Regions from separate parts of the Homo sapiens genome. Here all the other regions are linked to region 3. Evidence: chromatin contacts called from ENCODE Hi-C or POLR2A ChIA-PET data. All regions are on one chromosome and are shown on one strand. Each heading gives the region's core, a stretch centred on a gene start or an enhancer-like site at or near the end of the contact. The rest is flanking DNA. Distances are from core to core; before and after follow the strand shown. Region 1 overlaps IPCEF1 (interaction protein for cytohesin exchange factors 1). Region 2 holds the start of IPCEF1 (interaction protein for cytohesin exchange factors 1). Region 3 overlaps RGS17 (regulator of G protein signaling 17).

What was found. Hi-C counts contacts between places; a loop is a spot of excess contacts on that map. ChIA-PET counts read pairs that join two places held with the same protein, here RNA polymerase II (POLR2A). Pooled maps may share reads with other maps.
Region 1: a loop to region 3 is called in a pooled map, with 6 times the contacts of the local background. The contact joins two enhancer-like sites. A Hi-C loop is called at or near these places in 4 of 37 single-sample maps with no recorded cell type and 2 of 50 pooled maps. POLR2A ChIA-PET finds 5 or more read pairs at or near these places in 1 of 52 experiments (T-cell).
Region 2: a map with no recorded cell type shows a loop between it and region 3 (8-fold over the local background). The contact joins the promoter of IPCEF1 here to the enhancer-like site in region 3. A Hi-C loop is called at or near these places in 6 of 37 single-sample maps with no recorded cell type and 2 of 50 pooled maps. POLR2A ChIA-PET finds 5 or more read pairs at or near these places in 1 of 52 experiments (MCF 10A).

The regions. Positions count from the first base shown.
Region 1 is chr6:154,248,208-154,250,907 of GRCh38, forward strand. The region is part of intron 3 of IPCEF1 (interaction protein for cytohesin exchange factors 1); the gene reads right to left. Among named protein-coding and RNA genes, the nearest start is that of IPCEF1, 110 kb to the right of the region's middle. Within about 2 kb of position 1,429, at least 5 of the 41 ENCODE cell types and tissues checked have a DNase peak (open chromatin) inside an H3K27ac peak, as active enhancers do.
Region 2 is chr6:154,355,394-154,358,093 of GRCh38, forward strand. It overlaps IPCEF1 (interaction protein for cytohesin exchange factors 1), which reads right to left and starts at 1,410. Exons shown (of 12, transcript NM_001130700.2): 1 at 1,279-1,410.
Region 3 is chr6:153,091,470-153,094,253 of GRCh38, forward strand. All of the region lies in intron 1 of RGS17 (regulator of G protein signaling 17), which reads right to left. Among named protein-coding and RNA genes, the nearest start is that of RGS17, 38 kb to the right of the region's middle. Within about 2 kb of position 1,307, at least 6 of the 41 ENCODE cell types and tissues checked have a DNase peak (open chromatin) inside an H3K27ac peak, as active enhancers do.

The sequences.
Region 1 (2,700 bases), core at 179-2,678, 1.2 Mb after region 3:
CATATATGAAATATACATTTTTTCCACAATACATTTTAAACAAACATACAATCAGACTATCAGCAAAAATAAAAAATATTTTTAAGTGCTTTAAAATACGTGTGTGTGTGTGTGTGTGTGTGTGTGTGTGTAGAGAGAGAGAAAAAAAATTTTGCTTAAAGAAGTTCTATTTGTTTTTTCTTTACAAATATCTAAGCTGAACTGATTTAAATTTGAAAGACAACCTTTTCCGTTAACAGGTAGAGAACTCAGGGGAAAAAACGTGTGAAAATGAAAAGCAGTTCCAAAATTTGGTATGTAATCTTAGTACAGCATTTTATAATGTTTTCTAGAGGTTCCTGGCTTATAGTCTACATATCTAACTATTGATCTGATAGCTATTGTATATGGTTCTACTGTATGTTTGAAGAAGGGATATGACATAGTGAAAAGAGGAGAAGGTCTTTAAATCCAGAGGCCTGGAACCAATTCCTGGCTATTATAATTAGTAGCTGTGGTGCCCAAGAAAATAGCACTCTCTGAATCTGCTTCTTCATTTATAAAATGAAGATATTGATAATAATTCTAATCCTATAGGTCTTATAAAGATTTTACAAGATTTATTTGTGAAAATCCTCTGAGAACTAAACAACATCCCTTTATATGAGTATGTGTAATATAATATTATATCGTTGAGATAAACAAATACTTTATATCTAATAAACAGAAAAAAATCATAATTTTTATAAGTATGATTTATGTATCCTTCAGCAATTACAACGAAGCTAAAGTGTTTAAATTATATTTCCTGGGAAATATAGATCCCAAGAAATATTGCACTGACATTTCATCTGACCAATGTTAGAGTAAAATTTATCCCCCCCAAAATTAATCATCCATAAAGATGGCAGTAATTACCTTAAATTTTAAGCAAAGATAGACATGTTATAATCATGGCATGTTACTAAAATCCAGGCAAGTTATCATGAAAAGGACCTAGTCTCAGCCTCACTTCACAAATATCTCCCACACTGACCTGTCTTGTGTTCTAAAGTTCCTATCATTCCCTCAAATCATCTCCTGGGACCTTTTTTTGATATGCCAATTCTCTGAGATCAGTAAAACCCAACTAGTACCTATTGGCAAAATATTTTTGCCCAAATATGTATATTATTTGAGTGGCTAAATTTTAGCTGAGAGCCAGGACTAAAGACAAAGAAGAGAATTCGTGAATGTAGATGCTGGGTAAGATTTGGGAAATCTGGGGTCCAGGAGTCCCTAGCAAGCACTTGAGACAAACCAAGAACCAGGGGAATAGGGAGAAAAGGGCGTTGTTAACAGTCATTCCTAGAGTGCTCAGGCCTCCAATGAACAAGATGAAATTACATTAGTTCAAACAAGAAGAGCAGCCTTCAGATGAACAAATGAGAGGAAAGTCCCTGGAGGGCAGCGATGGGATCAGCCAAGGCAGAGAGGAAGTGATGCTCCTTCCATCGCTCCCAGCTGGGTACCAGTGAGTATCCTCCACCCATTCCTTGTGAGCACCCAGTGGGACTGGAGCCCTCCGGCTCCACCTTAGGGCTACTTCCAGGGAAAGCCCCAAAATGTGAGCTTTGTCTCAATTCTGCCCAAGACCAACCCTTGGTCTACACCACGTTCTTATGCCTAGGATGGGATGAGAACAATACCTCAAGCAGAACAGGCACCCAACTCAAAGAAAGGCTTTTTTTTTGTTTGTTTTTAAGTGGGGGAGGGAGCTTAGTTATTGAGTCATTGAGTCAACCCTGTTCTGACAATAATTCTCTTAAAGCAAATTATTAACTGTTAAAACTGTTTTCCCTGACCAGAAACAGACTGCATATTATAGAAATAACAAATTCAGGGAGTTTCAGTTTCACCTAACATACATGAATTTGAAACCTAAATTGGTTTATATGAGACAGTGAAAACAATCTTTGAGAACTTTATTGCATCTAAGATAGATTTTACTCCTCACAACAGGAAGTGGAACCCGTGAACTAGTCCGTTTCAAAATGATCTTGCATGTGGTTTTTCGCTAGGTAAGTAAAAAAAAAAAAAAAGCAAGCAACCAGTTGAGCATTTTATGAGATGGTTTTTCAATAGGGGAAATTATAACTTGCTATCATCATAAATATTCAGAGCCTAGTAAGATATTTTCTCATTCTATTTTCTTCCAGTTTGAATGTTATAGGTAAAACTAAAAAATTATTCTAAAAATCTGATTTTGCCCTAACTTACTTCTAAAGTTGAGGGGAAATTTTTCTTTGAAAATATGTATTTCTTTTTCATTGAAGAAGTGTATTTTTCTTTAACTTTTTAAAAGATGGTTCAAAAACTTCATTTGGCCACGAATCACTCAAAAACACATGGAAATATACAAAAGACCCAGTAGAAAATATACAAAGGAAACTCCTTTGATATTGAATGTTGGGGCTAACGCCCAGGTTACGGGTAACTGTTATATTGACTTATAATCCATATAGTAGTTGTTAAACCTTGCAGGCAAAATTTACCCCAAGATGTATTAAAATTCACAGTAAGATGCTCTGTCATTACATCAGACTTCATAGTGATCCTAATCTTTAGCAAAAACTATACAGTGATATGCTGGTAAAATGGGCTCTCTGGTTGCAGGAGCCCTAACTGGTGGCTTTTGTCAATTTCTGTGGTAGAAACCCTCACATCATTGACAGTTTCAAA
Region 2 (2,700 bases), core at 160-2,659, 1.3 Mb after region 3:
ACACATACACAAACTTACACCCTTTTCTTCCTTGCTTGCATGATGTGAGCAGAAAGAAATGTGTGTTCTTTCCATTTCTGTTTCTTTTCTTTCTTTCTTTCTTTTTTTTTTTTGAGATGAACTCTTGCTCTGTCACCCAGGCTGAAGTGCAGTGGCGCAATCTCAGCTCACTGCAACCTCCGCTTCCCGGGTTCAAGCAATTCTCCTGCCTCAGCTTCCCAGGTAGCTGGGATTACAGGTGCATGCTCCCACGCCCAGTTAATTTTTGTATTTTTAGTAGAGACGGGGTTTCATCATGTTGGCCAGGCTGGTCTCGAACTCCTGACCTCAGATGATCCACCCGCCTTGGGCTCCCAAAGTGCTGGGATTACAAGCGTGAGCCACCGCACCCGGCATTCTATTTTCTATTTTCTTTTCTTTCTTTTTTTTTTTCTTCCTGTAGAGATGAGGTCTCATTATTTTGCCCCCAGGCTGGTCTCAAACTCCTGACCTCAAGTGATCCTCTCGCCGTGGTCACCCAAAGTACTGGGATTACAGGTGTGAGCCATTGTGCCCAGCCCTCGGTTTCAATTTTCTACATAAAATAAATAACTCGATAGAAATTAGACTTTATCAAGGACAGCACTAGGAACACATAGGCCACTCAAGACTAATAGAGCCCACTGCTGTAGTCAAAGATGCTTCAGTGGGTTATAATTCTGACTTCTATAATTAAATACTTTCACATATACCCCAGCAAAGAAAAATCAAGTGCCCCAGACACCCTTACTAAAAGACTCTGAACCAACAACACCTAGCTTTCATTTTTATACCAGAGATATTTTGGCAAGCCTGAGACCTTTATCAAAGTGTAAAATGTCCCCCAGCTGCCTCCATGCAAAGGAAGCTCCCTTGCAAAGAACACACTTTCTCGAAAGAGGGCGGCCCCAGAGTGCTTCCCCAAATGAACTCCTCAGGACCCAAATACATGCTGAATTGTGCTTTTCTAAATCAAACCTGTGGTCTGCAGTCTAAACACCTATCAAGACAACACCCATTTAAGAAACATAAAAGCAGAGTGAGTACACAACTCTCTCCTCTTTCAAAGCTTTCACAGAATTAAAGAATCTTTAGCACCTGGCTTCCCAGATTACAGAGAGCTGAGTGAATATTACATCCCCAAAGTCATATTTCCTACCTCACTACTCTAAGGAGAGTGCTAGGGTATCCATTGCTTTGCCATCTTGATCTGTCAAGCAGTTACCTCTCATACATCAGCCAAGAAGTGACGTTACTTACATGCAATACAAAGAGAGTAAATCCAAGAGCAGTCTTATTCCTGGATTCAGAAGCCTCATAGTACTCTGAGGCCAAGCTTGAGGATTCTACTTAAAGCAGCCTCAGCTCTGGAAACTCAGTCAACCCAGAACTAACATTCAAAGCTGATCAGAGAGTAAAGCTCTTTCGAAAGAAGAGGAAGTATCATCTCCACTTCCTCAATCCTAACGTTCTTCCTTCTCATTGTTATGAAACCCTTCCTTGATGCCCATATCCAGGACACAGTACATGTAAGGCAAGCACACCCCATCTGCCTGAGTTCATTGATCACTAAGCACTGCCCAGTGTATTCATTTGCCGAGCACATTGGTGGAACAGTTCATGGTTCTGCTTTCCTGTTTTGGAGGCAAGGATGTTCATTTACAGGCATGGAGGGTGAGATGATCTGCAGAGTCATTCTCAGCATTTTTGGGTGAAATGCCACTTCAACCTCTTTAGGTTCAATCTTCTTTCAGATTTCCCTCTTTCCTCCTTTCCTAATCGTTCATAATGCTCTAATAAAGAGAGGGTACAGACACATTTGTAAAACGTATTTTAGGATAAAAATAAGTCTTAGCCTGCCATCTTTTGCAGTAGACATAGAAGAGTCTCTAACCACAAAACTTTTCTTTCCCACATTGGAAAAGGAAAATGGCAGGCTGAAAGTCAGAGATATTCCATCTCATTACAAATTCCTGCCCTCCCAATCTCCCTTTCAACACCAGCTTCTTGTTTCTCTATACCTTCTAGGGAAATGAATACAGCTGGGCGTGGTGGCAGATGCCTGTAATCCCAACCACTCAGGAGGCTGAGGCAGGAGAATTGCTTGAACCTGGGAGGCAGAGGTTGCAGTGAGCCGAGATCGCACCACTGAACTCCAGACTAGGAGACAGAGCAAGACTCCAACTCAAAATAAATAAATAAATAAATATGTATGTGTATATATATATATAATATATATATATAATATATATATTATATATATATTATATATATATTATATATAATATATATATTATATATATATTATATATATAATATATATATTATATATATTATATATATATAATATATAAAATATATATATTATATATATAAAATATATATAATATATATAATATATATATAAAATATATATAATATATATAATATATATATAAAATATATATATAAAATATATATATATATAAAATATATATATATAATATATATATAAAATATATATATATAATATATATATAAAATATATATATATAATATATATATAAAATATATATATATATATATATATATATATATAGAATATATAGAATATATAGAAACCTAATCCCCAATGTGATTGTATTTAGAGGTGGACCTTTGGGGAGTGATTAGGTCATGAGGACAGTGCCCTCATGAATGGTA
Region 3 (2,784 bases), core at 57-2,556:
TACAGATTTTTTTTTTTTTTTGAGACGGAGTCTCACTCTGTCACACAGGCTGGAGTACACAGGCTCTGTCACACAGGCTCTGTCACACAGGATTGCACACAGGTGCAATCTTGGCTCACTGCAAACTCTGTCTCCTGGGTTCAAGCAATTCTCCTGCCTCAGCCTCCTGAGCAGCTGAGGTTACAGATGTGTGCCACTACACATGGCTAATTTTTGTATTTTTAGTAGAGACGGGGTTTCTCCATGTTACCCAGGCTGGTCTCGGACTCTTGACCTCAAGTGATCTGCCCGCCTTGGCCTCCCAAAGTGCTAGGATTACAGGCAGGAGCCACCATGCCCAGCCGGCATACTTCAAAGATTGTAATAAAAGTACTTGACCTTAAAACATTGTTTCCATTTAATCATATTCTGTAAATCTGGGGAAATGAAAAACAAGAATCTCAATTTTTAATCAATATTTGACCAGACACATCTTTAGATCAAGCCACGAGCTTTTTAGATAAAACAGAAAAAAATTCCCACCTTTGGGAAAACTAGTAGAAATGCGATGTCCAGATTCAGCTGGATATATCTCAAGATCGATATTTACCACTATATTTATTACTACCTGAAACTCTTAAGCCAATCATTAAAAAAATTCCAAAAGATTACTGGACTTACTCTTTGAATTTTTGTCTTTTAAAAATATAGACATAATTCAGCTTATTTAAACCCACCTACACAAGTCCTGTGTTCAAATTTTACGGGGCATAGAACCGTTCACTTTGGGTACTTCTTTGCCTGTATAAAATGCTGTCATGTTGATATATCTAAACACCAAGGTACAAATTTAACTATACGATTTTGAAGGAAGCAGTTGAAGACTCAGGTAACACTGCTTTAGGACAAGTCAAAAGAGAGTTTGCTGTTTGGCTTTTGACACTGAAGTTTCTTACCAATATGTTTCATGAAGCTCTCTCTAGGAAACTACAGTATTTTGGTATCAGTTCTCTAAAGCAACTGCCTGTGAGTTAATGTGGTTGTTTTGTCACAGCGTGCCTTTTGTCTCCACCCGCCTCCAGTCCCATCTTTACTCATTCTGCCTTTTGGATAAAACATGTACAATTATATATGGCTTGGTGCGGAATGGGCTTGGGATGCCACAAAACTAAAGTGGCACACTTAAAAAATACCTCTCAGCTACAGAGTCAAATAAGACTTGGAAATGCTAGAGGTCAGAACATTGCTCACAAATTATCCTGGTTCAATTTAGCCTGTGAATGTTTTGGAATTATACAAACAGTGTCTGATGACTCATATAACTTGTAACTTAAGTGCGTTTTGCTGTTGTGCATCCTTTTAGTCCAGCTACCCCCTAAGGAACAAAGTGTTACAGAAGCAGTTATGGTTTCAATTTCCCTCTATGATTCGCTTTCATTTGAAAACCAGTGAAAGGTGGGGGGAAATGGACTGACTAACTCCTGACACTACCAGGGCTTCAGATTACTCAATTTCCACGCTTCCTCTATCAGGGGAGAGAGTCCTAACAAAGACTAAAAATAACTTAAAGAAACCAAAAAACATAAAGATGCTACTTAGGAAATATTATTATCAAGAATTAATTAGTCTGCCAACCAAGTATTATGTACTTGAAACATTCTTTTATTTTTTAAGATATCATACATCTAGTGTCTCATTTGATTCTAATTTTGAATAGTCATTAATACAATAGAGGTTTGCATTAATAGCTATTTAATGGCTATGAAAACAGTGGCTATTGTGTGAATGGCTATAAAAACAATGGCTCTTTTTATGGTGCGTTCATGCTATCTACAGGCAGATGAACTGCATTTTAGATTATCAATCTGATCTGATTTTCTCTGTATCTCTGAAACTCATGGTTCTCCAAGGATGACTTCTCACTGGTACCCAGTGTGGTGAACCTTTTTGTAAGTCAATGCAATATTTGCGACTATAGTCTTGGTTTGGTTCATCTTTCTTTTTTCCACTAGGAAAATGTTCACTTTATCTTCCACAATCTTCCACAAGCTTCTTCAGTACCAGGCAAGGGACTCAACTCCTGATTATGATCATTTCTTGCCTTACTTTAAGGATGAGGACTAAACAAGGGAAAAAGTGGTGAGAATACTGGAATACATTTCGGGCAAGGTTCCTAAGGGGGAGGATAAATCGTACACACACTTTACAGAATCCACGTAGTCAAAGAGAACAGAAAGGCACCCAGAATGGCACCTACTCAACACAATCTTGACTTGGTAGATAAGGGGATTAATATACAATAAATTTCCTTTTGCAGCTTTCTGGAGACTCAAAGTGCTCTAGTGAAAAGATCATTGATCTTGCAGTCAGGGGACTTGAACTTCAGCCCTACCTATACTAAATCCCTGGGTAATCTTTGACAAGTCACTTAAATTTACTTAGCCTTAGTTTTCCCAACTGTGAAAACAGGAATGAAATTCTCTAGTACCCCACAGGATTGTTCTCGGGCCCAAATGTCACAATGTATATGAAAGTGCATTATATAAATACGATTATGTAATATCTGGTATCATCAATGGAGGAGGCTTTCCATATGTACTATGCCTAAATATATTACACACATCTATACTGAACTTTTTTTTTTTTTGACTGACTCTCATTCTGTCGCCCAGGCTGGAGTGCAGTGGCATGATCTTGGCTCACTGCAATCTCTGCCTCCCGGGTTCAAGCGATTCTCATGCCTCAGCCTCCTGGGTAGCCGGGACCACAGGCACATACCACCACGCCCGGCTAATTTTTGTATTT